3 separate regions of the Homo sapiens genome follow, and regions 2 and 3 are each linked to region 1. A link is a contact called in ENCODE Hi-C or POLR2A ChIA-PET data. All regions are on one chromosome and are shown on one strand. The core of a region is the stretch at or near the end of the contact, and the rest is flanking DNA. Distances in the headings are between cores, read along the strand shown. Region 1 holds the start of QRICH1 (glutamine rich 1). Region 2 holds the start of DCAF1 (DDB1 and CUL4 associated factor 1). Region 3 holds the start of CCDC12 (coiled-coil domain containing 12).

Region 1 (4,319 bases), core at 1,225-3,724:
TACAGGCGTGAGCCACTGCGCCTGGCCTAATTTTTGTATTTTTAGTAGAGACGGGGTTTTGCCATGTTGGCCAGGCTGGTCTTGAACTCCTGACCTCAGATTATCTGCCTGTCTCAGCCTCCCAAAGTGCTGAGATTACAGGCGTGAGCCACTGCACCAGCCCACCCTGTCTTTCTTACTCCTTAAAGTAGGGGGCAAACATGGTGGTTGTTATAATCCATATAAAACTATACCCTGGACCCCCACGGTGGTTGTTATGGTCCATATAATACTATAGCCTAGAGCCCCATTCAGTCCCTTACCCAAAGTCACAAAGTTATTGAGGACCCGGGCCTCCTGACCCTTAGTCCCTCGGCTTCTTTGGCTTAAGAAGGATGTTAGGGGGAGGTGTCTGTGGTGAAACCTGCCCAGGCCTCCCTGGCCTTGTTCTGGGTTGGTGGTCATCCTTTTCCCTCTGCCCTCCAGCTTGTCTTTAACCGAACTGTCACACTGAAGGAAGACCCAGGAAAGGTGTGAGCTGGAAGCACTGAACCTACCTCATCCTCCTGGAGGGTGTGGCTACCCTCGCCACCCCAAATTCCATGTCAATAAAGAACAGCTAAATTCTCCTAGAGTCTGTGTGTTATCTCTGCACTTCTAGCATCTGAAGGCCCTGAAGACATGCTGGTGGTGGTGGTATGATTGGGGGATGGAGATGTGCCTTTTGCACATTTTGTCTGTGAGAATGGACTTTCCCAGAACAGAGTGGTACTGACAGCTTTGAAAGCACCGGTGCACTTTTTGGTGCTTAAAGGCAGGGGCCTGGGTAGGATTCATACCCTCCGCACCTGGTCTGAGAGAATGGAGGGCCCTGGGGTGTTTGTCCATGGTTAGGACCCCTGTGCCAGAGGGATCTAAAAGGTTTGTTTCTGCTGGTGTGGAGAGGCCTAGCTCCCAGTCTGATCATTCAGCATATAATTTTTTTTTTTTTTTTTTGATACGGAGTTCCACTCTAGCCCAGGCTGGAGTGCAGTGGCTCAATCTTGGCTCACTGCAACCTCTGCCTCCCGGGTTCAAGCGATTCTCGTGCCTCAGCCTCCCAAGTAGCTGGGATTACAGGCGGGCGCCACCACTCCTGAATAATTTTTGTAATTTCAGTAGAGACGGGGTTTTGCCAAATTGGCCAGACTGGTCTGGAACTCCTGACCCCAGGTGATCTGCCCGCCTCGGCCTCCCAAAGTGCTGGGATTGCAGGCGTGAGCCACTGCGCCCAATCAGCCTATAATTCTTTTTTATTTTTGAGACGGAGTCTCACTCTTGTCCCCCAAGCTGCAGTGCAATGGTGTGATCTCAGCTCACTGCAACCTCTGCCTCCCAGGTTCAAGCAGTTTTCCTGCCTCAGCCTCTTAAGTAGCTGGGATCACAGGCATGCACCACCACACTCGGCTAATTTTGTATTTTTAGTAGAGACGGGGTTCACCATGTTGGCCAGGCTGGTCTCAAACTCCTGACCTCAGGTGATTCACCCGCCTCGGTCTCCCAAAGTGTTGGGATTACAGACTTCAGCCACCGTGCCCGGCCCATTCGGCATATAATTTTTGAGTGCCTACTACGTGCCAGGCAAAGTGAGATGGGGCATACGTGCTGTGGTGGCCTTCCAAGTTCACGGGAGGGGAAATGGGTGACCAAGCACTGTATGGGAGCGGTCTCCCTGGGGCCTGTGCAAGACTGGAAGAGGTTCCTGACCCAGCCTGGGCCTCAGAAAACATTACTCTAACGAAGTGACTTCTGAAGGGAATCACGAAAGACTACGGGGAGTTTGCCAGGATAAGAGGAACAAGGGCAAAAGCTCCGAGGCAAAAAGAGTCTACAGCAGGCTGGAAGCCCTCTGGGGGCAGTGTAGGCTGCTGCTGAGGCCCGAGTGTGCCTGCAGCTTTAACGCCTTCCACATTTTCCCTGTATACAAACACTAGGCTACCCGGGGGCCCGCTTTAAGGTGGACCCAACTGCGGAAGGCTGAACTCAGATGGCAGCAGACAGCGGGAGTACCAGATGCTGACTCCTCCAGGAGGTGAGCAACCTAGAGGCTTCCCAGGCAGGGCACGGCTGGGGACGCCAGGCCCAGGACAGAAGTTTGTGGGGTCCACCTTAAGCGAGAGGCCGAGCCTGGCCAGGCCCCGCCCCGCGTGGGCGTGCTCGACCAAAGGAGGCTCTGGCGGGCGACGGAAGGTGGGTCCAAAGAGCTAGCTTGGAGCCCTAGCCTTCCGAGACTCCACTACTAGGCCAAGCCACGGCCCTAGCTCCGCCCCACATGGAGAGGCGTCCATGGGCGGAGCGAGCCGCTCCATACCCTAGGATCCACTATCCGCTCTAGCGGCCAGAAGCGCGGCCACCTTCCCCTGCTGAAGCGTTCACTTTAATTTTGGCCGGTAGGCAGTCCCAGATCTCGCGGGATCCGACGCCCCGATTATCGCGAGAGGAGCAATCGGCTCCTATTGGCTGTGAGGGTTGAATGTAAGATGGCGCCCAGGGAGCTGTGAGGAGAAAACCCTGTCGGTCTTGGAGCGACGACGGCAGAACCAGGGTCCCTGGCGGTGCGGCGGGGCCGGCGGGTGCAGCGGAGGCGGCGGCGGCGGCGGCAGTGACGTCGCCGGGTGAGGGCTCCAGTGCGGGTGGGGATGCGGCGAAGCTGTAGGCCTGAGACGGGGGGCCCACCCCACACAACGGCGGGCGGGGGCGGGCGGGCCACTACCGCTGGGCCCTGGAGAGTTCGGGGCGGCTCCGGAGCCGAAAACGTTCCTGGGCTAGCGCACCCCGCCCTGTGGATGGGGGAGGGGTGGCCCGGGGATTTGGGTGGGCGCGGCGCGAGATGGCGCGCCGGTGCGGGCGCGCGGCTGAGCCTGTTTTTACGCGCGCGCGCTGTGCGGCTCTCGGTGCGCGTGGCCGCCGACGTGCGCGTTCCCGGCCCGGATATCTCTGCTCTAGGAGCTGTGGCCCGTGGGCAACCGCGGCTTTCTGGAGCGCGCGCCCGTGACGACCCCCAGTTTTGGGGCGCGCGCTCTGATATCGGGTGGCGGTGCTGCCTCGAGAGCGCGCAGGAGGCTTCTGCTGAGCAGAGGGCCGGCCGCGGCTCGTTGCGCTGGGAAGGTTGAGGATTGGGTCCTTTCTGGTCTGGTGACGTTCCCGGGCATCCGTGGCCTCGGCCTGGAGAGAAACCAACCAGCTTTGCTGTCTGGCTTGCGGTTCCGCTCCTCTGTGAGGGGGGCGAGATTGCCCGTTCTCCTCGAAGAATGCCGTTACTTGAGGCCCAAGTACGGTGCGGGTGCTTGGGTAGGGTGTTTCTCTGCTTCGGAAACCAAGCCCTCTTGGTTTGAGAGGGCAGTGAGCCCCTTCGGATTTCCTCACCTTGTACTGGGCTTTCTGCCGGGCAGGGAAGGTTAATATTAGAAGGCCCTTGAGTGGTACCTGCTTATCTTTCATTAGAAACTAATACGTCCATAAGCGTAATTCATACACGTCACCTCTGTGCGCTCCGGAAGGGAATTCGCTTATGTGGCCCATGTGAACTCCGAGCTCTAAAATGCCAGTTTAAATCCTTAAACGCAGCTTTTCTTTTGCGTAAGTGGGAGGGGCTTACTTTATTATATTAAAGGCCCACCTTTGCCTCAGCCAAAAAGTTGGCCTTAAACAAAATGGAACAACCTGAGAATCAGTGCTTTACCTTTTTTGAAATTGCAGAAATCCCAGCAGAAATTACTAAAATCTGATAGTGTATCACTGTAAAAGTCACTTTTGGTGTAGGATTTCAGTCCTTTTCAGCTCTTTTTTTGACCCTGCCGCTGTGTTTTGGTGTCAAGGAAGTTCTAGGTTTGTTCTAGAGAAATAGGCACCTCTTTTTTCTAATACAAAACATCTGCTAGTTTGATTTACAGTCTTGCTCAATTAAGCTTAAGGAATAGGAAGCTAAGAGGAAGTAAAATTAGCCATCAAATTTGATAATGGTGGGGTAGTTCTTTCTAATGTACTGTATTGTTTTTAAGAACAAAGTTAAAATTATTAATAAAAAGAGGCTGAGGATGGAAGGAACTTTTTTGTTCTATCTTCTTCAGAATATTAGAAGTCTTAAGAACTCAGGACAAGCAGCAGAAATACATGCAACATGGTGACTGGTGAGTTAAAATTGTTCATATCCTGGAAGTATCTGTGCACAGTTTTTTTTCTGGTAATACTGAAGCATTACAAATCCTGTCAATTCTGGGTGCTGTCTTCCAGAAACTATTAGGTGCTGTAAAATGAAGATGTGGGAGAACGGCATCTTTGAATTCAGCCACAGTTCGCTA
Region 2 (4,319 bases), core at 623-3,122, 2.4 Mb before region 1:
AGAGTGTGGCTGGAACACTTGGCTCAGGGCCCAGCATGCTCTGAAGTTGAAAGAAATGGTACTGGCCATTACTGACAGAGGTAGAGTTCCAGAAGCACAGAGAAGGGACCTGTGTGTTGTGGCAGGAGAAAGAAGTGAAGAAAGGTGACATGTCTGTGGCGCTCCCAGCACATATTAGAGAATCTCTGCTTGGAGCAGTAGCTCCAAGTTACACATTTAAGAGAAGGAGGATGGTCCCTTTTCTGGAAAGAGGGAAATGGGATCTAGTGGGGAATGAAACCAAGGGACCCAGGATTCAGGATCCTTACTAGCTGTCGAGCCTGAGCATAGCAGCAGGCTTGCTGTGTCTTGTATTCATGTGACAGTATTGCCGTGAAGACTCATGGAGATGCACGGAGACTTGCTCAGCATTCCCGGAGAGATAATGAGCTGCATAAGGCCTTGAACGCTGGGTAGGATCTTGTCAGGTCGAGATTCTGCTCAACTGTGGGTCATGTTTATCTTCTATGCCCCACAAGAGGGACTGCTGGTCAGAGTAAGGAGTCCTCTGGTTCTGCTGTTAATTGGTTGTGTGATGCTGGGCAAGTCGCTCACTCCCTCTGGGCCTCATTTTTCCCAACAACATGAAGAAATTGAATTAAGTGACCTGTGAGGTCAGTCCTGCCTTAATCTATGAGCTTTTGATTTTTCACTTCTCTGCCTCACGTATAATAACCTGGCAATAAGTATCTATTGATTCTTACAGGCTAGGTCTTGAACAAAAAGACAGAGGCTGGGTGCAGTGGCTCATGCCTGTAATCCCAACACTTCGGGGGGCCGAGGCAGGAGAATCGTTTGAGCCTAGAAATTCAAGACCAACCTGGACAACACAGTGGGACTTCGTCTCTACAAAAATTTTTAAAAATTAGCCGGGTGTGGTGGTGCACACCTGTAGCCCCGGCTACTTGGGAGGCTGAGGTGAGAAGATAGCTTGAGCCCAGGAGGTTGATTGAGGCTGTAGTGAGCTGTGATCGCGCCACTGCACTCCAGCGTGGATGACAGAGCGAGACCCTGTCAAAAAAAAAAAAAAAAAAAGACAGAGAAAAAAGAGGCTGGGAGAACTCAGCCCAGGAGTTCGAGAACAGCCTGGCCAACACGGCAAAACCATGTCTCTACCAAACACGCACATACAAAACAGAAACAAAAATTGGCTGGGTGTGGTGGCATGCGCCTGTAGTCTCAGCTGGAGGCTGAGGTGGGAGGACTGTTTGAGCCCGGGAGGCGGAGGTCATAGTGAGCTGAGATCGTCACTGCACTCCAGCCTGGGCAACAGAGCGAGACTCTGTCTCAAAAAAACAAAACAAAACAAACAAAAAACAACCAGTGCCTTCTGATTTAATGAGTGCTGTGATTTCTGATATGTTTATGAGAAATATTTTCTTAGATCACGGTATGTTCTAGGTAAGATAAGGCAAATGGCCAAATAAAACAGAGGCTCTTTGCGCACACAGGTCAGAACAAGACACTGAAAAAGTATCAGGCGATTACAGTACTGTCTTAGAAGGATTGGCTCCCTCACTTTTCACTTCCGCCTTCCGAAGCAGCCAATGAGTACTCAGCAGTTCGCATTTATCCAAAAAAACTACAAATCCAGAAGTCAATGCGCCAGGCGAAGAGCTCATGCGTCAATTGGGACTGGTGGGCCCGCCCCTAGACGCGGAACTTCATTTCCCAGGCGTCCCCGGGGCTCTTCGATTTTTTTTTTTTTTTTTTTTTTTTTTTTTTTTTTTTCCCCGATCGTGCAGGCGTTCTCTTCCCGCCCCTTGCTCGCGGTCCTCGCGCCAAGTAGGCGCGAGCGCGCGCGCGCGGTGCACGTAGCGCGCGAGTGACGCATAATATGTGGGCCGCTGTGGAGCCGTGGTCGCGCTGTGTGTGTGTGTGAGTGGAGAGTGAGTGCGGGACCTGAGGCTGTGTGTGTGTGAACTGTGGCCACTGGCGGGGTCGGGGGGGGGCAGCGGCGGAGCCGCCTCGGACGGTGAGTGGGAAATGGAGGGAGGCGACTCTACGGGAGGGGCGCGAGGAAGCAGGTCGCGCGGCTGGCCGGGCGGCAGAGTGGGCGCCGGGCTTGGGGGAGGGGCGGCACCTGCTTGGGCCGCCGGCGAGGAGGGGGCGGGCCGGTCTGCCGGGAGGCTGGGCCCGGGGCCTGACAGGACTTTTCCTCCTCCTGATTCTTGTCCTGGGGGCGGGGCCTCCACGTTCTTCCTCCACTCCCCACGAGAAGCTTCCCGAGAGTAACTCTTCCGCCCGGAGTGGGGGGGCGGGGTGTGTCCGCCCCTACCTGGAGGAGGGGCGCATTTCATTTCCCTTGTTTTCTTTTTCCTTCCAATCCTCCTAGTCTCTGTTCCGTACGGGCTTGCGGGGCTCCATCTTCCGTACTATACGGCGGGCCCCTTCCCGGACTGTGTCTCCGCCTCCAGCTCCAGTCACCTGGGCGGGCTCTCCCGTCTCTCGGCCTCGTGCCACCTCTCCCTGCACCCGCCTGCCTCTTGGACCGTGCGACGGGGGCGGAGCTTTCCGGGCGCTCCTCCCATCCCCATGAAAGAGGGAAGGGTTGGAAAGAGAGGTGTGCGGGTCCCGCAGCCTGGAGTCAAACCTCAGAGTGCCCGCGAAGCTTCCCTGGAGTCTATTTCCGGGGGTTATAGTAGTTTTCAACTGGGGTGTCAGAAGCGTTTGCTTAACAACTTCACTTCTTAGACGGTTTTCTGTCTGGTTTCCTCTTACTGCGGTGGCAGCGCTCTGGTTTTCCATTTGTTGAGGAAATAGTTTTGGAGTGTTTGTATTTAGCTATTTTTGAGTCACAAATGACTCGTCCTTGGCCATGTCATGTTGGTCTTGGTTTTTCCTTACCCTGTTTTTTTGATGAAGCCTTTTAATTAGTTTACATGTCTTAATTTTTTATATTAGTAGCATCTTCCTGTTCAAAATGCATCGTTAATGTACAGAATGAGAGGTTAATTGGTAATATCATCCTGCATTTTCTTTTTCCAGCTTACTGGAGTTTACCTTTAATGTTTATGTAAATGTGTATATTTAGATTTTAGGATCTATTTAGTATTTTTCTTAATGATGTGACCATTTGGGTTTTCTATATAACATTTATTCATTACCCATTTTTGAGTGGGTATATATTTTTGGATGTTAAAGAGATAATAGAGAATTTGGGGAATGTAGGGAAATCATTTTGTACTTAGTATCTCTTGCGTAGTTGCTGAGTACAGTGTTTTACTGTTCTGCCTATTATACAGTTTTAAAATTTTTTATTTTTATTCATTTATTTTTTATAGAGACAGTGGTCTCAGTATGTTGCCCAGGCTGGTTTTGAACTCAAGTGATCCTCCCTGGTCAGCCTCCCGAAGTGTTGGAATTACAGACATGAGCCACTACACCTGGCCTGTTTTTTTAGATACAGGATCTTGCCCTGTAGCCTAGGCTGGAGTGCAGTGGTGTGATAACTCTTTTTTTTTTTTTTTTCTTTTTTCTTTTTTTTTGAGACAGCGTCTCATTCTGTTGCCCCAGCTAGAGTGCAGTGGCGCGATCTTGTCTCACTGCAACCTCCGCCTCCCAGGTTCAAGTGATTCTCCTGCCTCAGCCTCCGGAGTAGCTGGGACTACAGGCACGCGCCACCACGCCCGGATAATTTTTGTATTTATAGTAGAGATGGGGTTTCAGCATATTGGCCAGGCTGGTCTCAAGCTCTTGTCCTCGTGATCTGCCCACCTCGGCCTCCCAAAGTGCTGGGATTACAGATGTAAGCCACTGCGCTGGCTTTTTTTTTTTTTTTTTTTTTTTTTTTTTTTTGAGACAGAGTCTCACTGTGTTGCCCAGGCTGGAGTGCAGTGGCGCGATCTCAGCTCACTGCAAGCTCCGCCTCCCAGGTTCACGCCATTCTCGTGCCTCAGCCTCCCAAGTAGCTAGGATTACTGGTGCCTGCCACCACGCCCGGCTAATTTTTTGTATTTTTAGTAGACACAGGGTTTCACCGTGTTAGCCATGATGGTCTCGAGTGTCATCATAACTCATTGCAGCCTCCAACAACTCCTGGGCTCAAAGGAGCCTGCTGCCTCAGCCTCTTGAGTAACTAGGACCGCAGTCACAGGCTAACATGATTGGCTAATTTTTAAATATTTGTGTCGACTGTGTCTCAAAATGTTGCCCAGCTGACCTCAAGCAATCCTTCCGACTTGGCTTCCCAAATTGCTGGGATTACAGGCTTGAGCCACTGTGCCTGTCAATTTAAAAAAAATTTTTTTTTCTTTTTTTTGAGACGGAGTCTTGCTCTG
Region 3 (4,319 bases), core at 1,796-4,295, 2.1 Mb after region 1:
CGGCCAGGCCCATGGGCGGAGGGCGTCACTCCGGGGCGGAGCGGCGCGGTACTACTGGGGAAGTCTGCGGCTGTGGCCTCCGCGGCGCAGAGCCACCCAAGTCTGCTCGCTCCTCCTCCTCACTGCCGGCCGCCGCCCAGCTTCCTGCACTTCGCTGCAGTCACCGCCGCCCCGCCTCTCCTGGGACCATGTAAAGGGCGGAGAGCCTGGCAGGAGGAGGGGCCTATGGGCCGGGCGGCCCGGGAGGGTGCCCCGCTGCCCTGCCCCACCAGTGCCATTGGAAGGGCCAGCCTGAGCCTCCGGGACGAGGGTCGGGGTGAGGAATTCCAGACTTCCCCAGGGTCTGAATCCGCCCAGGACGCTGCTCGCCTGACTGCATTTGCCGCCATTCAGGGAAGGGGCGGCGGGCCGCGTGGAGGTGGCGAGGGTCCTTCAACAATAATCTCCACCACCACCATGACGACCCCTTGTAGCGCTTATCAAATGCCAGGTGCTACTCTGTCGCTTTATGGGAAGACCGAAACGCAACTTTTGAGCTCTAGCTGTTTGTGGAGTGTGATGGCGGGAAGTTAGAGAGTAGCAGGACTAGCCTGAAATACCTTCGGGGCCGCGGTGCCCTCCCAGATCCCAGAGAGGCTTAGACCGTTGCCACGGGTCCCCCTCCCTCCTCCAGGAAGCCTTCCCAAACGCTCCAGTGGAGGGGCTCCCCCCATTCCCCAACTCCAGGGCCCAGAACTTGCTTCACATATGTTGTTTCTTTAACCTCAACAGGTGGGTGCCTCATGGCTCTGTTTTTTGTTTGTTTTTGAGACAGAGTCTCACTCTGTCGCCCAGGCTGGAGTGCAGTGACTCGATCTCGGCTCACTGCAATCTCCGCCTCCTGGGTTCAAGTGATTCTCCTGCCTCAGCCTCCTGAGTAGCTGGGACTACAGGCGCGTGTCACCAGGCCCAGCTAATTTTTTGTATTTTTAGTAGAGACGGGGTTCCACCGTGTTAGCCAGGATGGTCTGGATTTCCTGACTTCATGATCCACCCGCCTCGACCTCCCAAAGTGCTGGGATTATAGGCATGAGCCACCGCACCCGGCCGGCTCTGTTTTACAGATGGAGAAACTGAGGCCCAAGTTGACCAAATGAGGACCACTTGGGCAGCAGGGGCAGGGACCCAGGCTTGACTGACTCTTTTTTGGGTCCCTGCCACCATCACCCCGTGCCCCCTTCCCCATCCCCTTACCTCACAGTCTGGACACGGGGAAAGGGGCACGGGGTGATGGTGGCAGGGACCCAACCCCTGGTGTTGGGCAGGGATCAGGCTCTTTGTTGGGGCTGGGGAGAAGTTTTCTGGGCCCAGAGGGGTGCTACTCGTTCCAGGAGTTGACCAGTCTGGAGACTCCTAGACCTTGGTTGGCCAAGACAACAGAGACCCTGTCCTGTTTTGTTCTCCCAGCTTCTTGGTTCACCTCTGGCCTTTTGTCCTGCTTCATCCATCATAGCTCTGAGCTGAGGTTTCCTGAGCACCTCCAAACTGCATGCCAGGCCTTGGCAGAGCAACCCATCCACTACAGGGAAGAAGGCTTAGACAGACCCAGGTTAGTGAGGACAAGAGGGTTAGTGAAGGGAGGGCTAGATCTGCAGTCTGTGGCCCATGGGCCTCTGAAGGGAGTTGGAAGGGGAAGAGTGGATGTCCACCTGTAGCCAGCTTGGGAAGGGAAGACTCAGGGAGGGAACAGCCTAAGAGGCTAGTTGTCCCCTGGCAGTGGAGGTGGAGAGGGGGCGGCATGGTCTCCTATTCCCAAGTGAGAGGGGGTGTGGCTTTGGGGACCCCCACATACTGAAAGAATATCTTGACTTCAGCCTAAGTGGTCTCGCGGTTATCAGGACACTCTAGTTCATGCAGGAAAGAAGACTCTGGCAGCTTCTGCTGGGTAGCCATGAATCTTGTGGCGACTTGCAGTCGAGGCCACCCCAAGTCTTTCTAAGCTGGGGATTGGGGGCAGTACTTGAGGCCCACTGGACCCAGGTTGGGGTTTGCTCTTCCCCGGGAAAGGTAACTTGACCCTGAGGACTTTGCTGCTCCAGGAGGGGATGGGAATGAGAGGGGATCATCTTTGAGTCCAGAGGGAAACAGCCATACAGTCAGGTCCCCCTCACTGTGCAGGCTTTGTCTGAGCTGAGAGTGGTCACAGAGGGGCTTAGGGGCGCTTGTCAGGTGAGTCCGGGGAGCCACTGACAGCTGCAGAGGTGTAAGTCATACCTTGTATTAGGGTGGGATCGAAGTGGAGGATCAGGGAAGGCTTTTTTTTTTTTTTTTTTTTTTTTGAGACGGAGTCTTGCTCTGCTGCCAGGCTGGAGTGCAGTGGCACGATCTCGGCTCACTGCAACCTCCGCCTCTCTGGTTCAAGCGATTCTCCTGCCTCAGCCTCCCGAGTAGCTGGGATTACAGGCACGCGCCACCACGCCCAGTTAATTTTTGTATTTTTAGTAGAGATGGAGTTTCACCATGTTGGCCAGGATGGTCTCCATCTCCTGACCTCGTGGTCCGCCCTCCTCGGCCTCCCAAAGTGCTGGGATTACAGGCGTGAGCCACCGCGCCCGGCCCAGGGAAGGTTTCTTGAAGGCATTCGAGCCTTGTCAGGTCAAGTGGACAAGGATGAGTCAGGGCATTCCAAGAGGCCAGCATGGAGTGATTAGTGTGGTTAGTACTTGGGCAAAACCGGAGCGATCGACGCACTCTTTTCTCCTTCTCTCAGGTCTGAATTCCACTTGCTGCTCTTTCACTGATCAGCGTTGGATAAATCGAGCCTTAGCTTTTTTTTTTTTCTTTTTTTTTTTTGCTGGCTCCCCACCCACTAGGCAAGTTGTCCGGAAGAATAAGGGCGGGGCGGGGCGGGGCGGGGCAAGGCGGGGAGGGCTCGCCCATAATAACCCCGCATTGATTGGCTTTCAGGACCTCCCAGTCTCTCATTCTCGTCCTTGGATTGGCCGCGAGACATTTATCCACTCTCCTTAGGCCTGCGCGATGCAAGACGGGAGAAAAGGAGGGGCGTACGCGGGCAAGATGGAGGCAACTACGGCTGGTGTGGGCCGGCTAGAGGAAGAGGCGTTGCGGCGAAAGGAACGGCTGAAGGCCCTACGGGAGAAAACCGGGCGCAAGGTGAGAAGTGTGGAGTGAGGGTCGCAGTTGAGGCGTCCAGCGTTCGGGGTCCGGGTCGCGCTTGAGGAGAGCAAAGGGCTAATAAGGAAAGACAGCTGCCGAGGGCGCGCATGCGCGGGCGCTAACGCATGCGCGAGAAGACGGCGCCCTCCCACGATGTCTGGGGCTGCTTGGCGTGGGACTCCTCTGGCGCTGGTGCGGTCGTCGCGCATGCGCGGGGGTGGGCAAGGCAGTGGTCAGCGACCCGCAGTCCATCTGACTCCTGCTTCCCGGGTGTTGCTCGTGTAGGTATCTAGGGCTGCCTGTAGGTTCAGATGCTTGTTGGGTTAGGCGTGATTTGTTCCGTTCCTCTATGGCCTAGCTGGTCTTTAACCCCCGCCTTCGATTCTGAGTCAGACAGACTCCCCAGTCCGGCAGCACTCCTTGGACAGGGCAGCAAGTGACAGCAGTGGGTATACAGCCGGAGTCGTTTCGTGCAAAAATCAAAAAGAGGCCGGGCACGGTGGCTCACGCCTGTAATCCCAGTGCTTTGGGAGGCCGAGGCAGGCGGATCACTTGAGGTTAGTAGTTCGAGACCAGGCTGGGTAACATGGTGAAACCCCGCCTCTACTAAAAATACAAAAATTAGCCGGGCGTGGTGGTGCGCGCCTGTAATCCCAGCTTCTCGGGAGGCTATGGCAGGAGAACCGCTTGAGCCTGGGAGGCAGAGGTTGTAGTGAGCCGAGATCTCGCCACTGTACTCCAGCCTGGGCAACAGAGCGAGACTCCGTCTCAAAAAAAAAAAAAAAAAAAAAATCGAAAATAAAAGATTTAGCCGGGCGCGGTGGCTCACGCGCCCAGTACTTTGGGAGGCCGAGGTGGGCGGATCACGAGGTTAGGAGATCGAGACCATCCTGGCTAACACGGTGAAACTCTGTCTCTACTAAAAATACAAAAAAATTAGCCGGGCGTGGTGGCGGGTGCCTGTGGTCCCAGCTACTTGGGAAGCTGAGGCAGGAGAATGGCGTCAACCCAGGAGGCGGAGCTTGCAGTGAGCCGAGATCCTGCCACTGCACTCCAGCCTGGGCGACAGAGCGAGACTCCGTCTCAAAAAAAAAAAAAAAAAAAAAAGAAAAGATTTATTTCTAACTAAGGGTGGGCCTTAGAAATTGGGAACGAGGGCCGGG

What was found. A loop is a pair of places that touch in the nucleus more often than their neighbours do. ChIA-PET counts read pairs that join two places held with the same protein, here RNA polymerase II (POLR2A). Pooled maps may share reads with other maps.
Region 2: a loop to region 1 is called in a pooled map, with 18 times the contacts of the local background. The contact joins the promoter of DCAF1 here to the promoter of QRICH1 in region 1. A Hi-C loop is called at or near these places in 5 of 50 pooled maps. POLR2A ChIA-PET finds 5 or more read pairs at or near these places in 2 of 52 experiments (CD4-positive, alpha-beta T cell and T-cell).
Region 3: a map of naive thymus-derived CD4-positive, alpha-beta T cell shows a loop between it and region 1 (16-fold over the local background). The contact joins the promoter of CCDC12 here to the promoter of QRICH1 in region 1. A Hi-C loop is called at or near these places in 2 of 168 maps with a recorded cell type or tissue (breast epithelium and naive thymus-derived CD4-positive, alpha-beta T cell) and 7 of 50 pooled maps.

The regions. Positions count from the first base shown.
Region 1 is chr3:49,092,226-49,096,544 of GRCh38, reverse strand. It overlaps QRICH1 (glutamine rich 1), which reads left to right and starts at 2,474. Exons shown (of 10, transcript NM_198880.3): 1 at 2,474-2,633. It overlaps QARS1 (glutaminyl-tRNA synthetase 1), which reads left to right. Exons shown (of 24, transcript NM_005051.3): 24 at 466-613. The coding sequence ends at 516. RefSeq lists enhancers at 1,900-2,239, 2,350-2,469, 2,838-3,350 and a silencer at 2,590-2,839.
Region 2 is chr3:51,497,568-51,501,886 of GRCh38, reverse strand. It overlaps DCAF1 (DDB1 and CUL4 associated factor 1), which reads left to right and starts at 1,872. Exons shown (of 25, transcript NM_001387579.1): 1 at 1,872-2,014. RefSeq lists a silencer at 1,983-2,212 and an enhancer at 2,323-2,422.
Region 3 is chr3:46,975,471-46,979,789 of GRCh38, reverse strand. CCDC12 (coiled-coil domain containing 12) reads left to right here and starts at 3,045. Exons shown (of 7, transcript NM_001277074.2): 1 at 3,045-3,153. The coding sequence starts at 3,058. NBEAL2 (neurobeachin like 2) reads right to left here and starts at 124. Exons shown (of 54, transcript NM_015175.3): 1 at 1-124. RefSeq lists silencers at 1-107, 208-397, 2,793-2,932 and enhancers at 1,753-2,453, 3,023-3,332, 3,157-3,858, 3,859-4,319.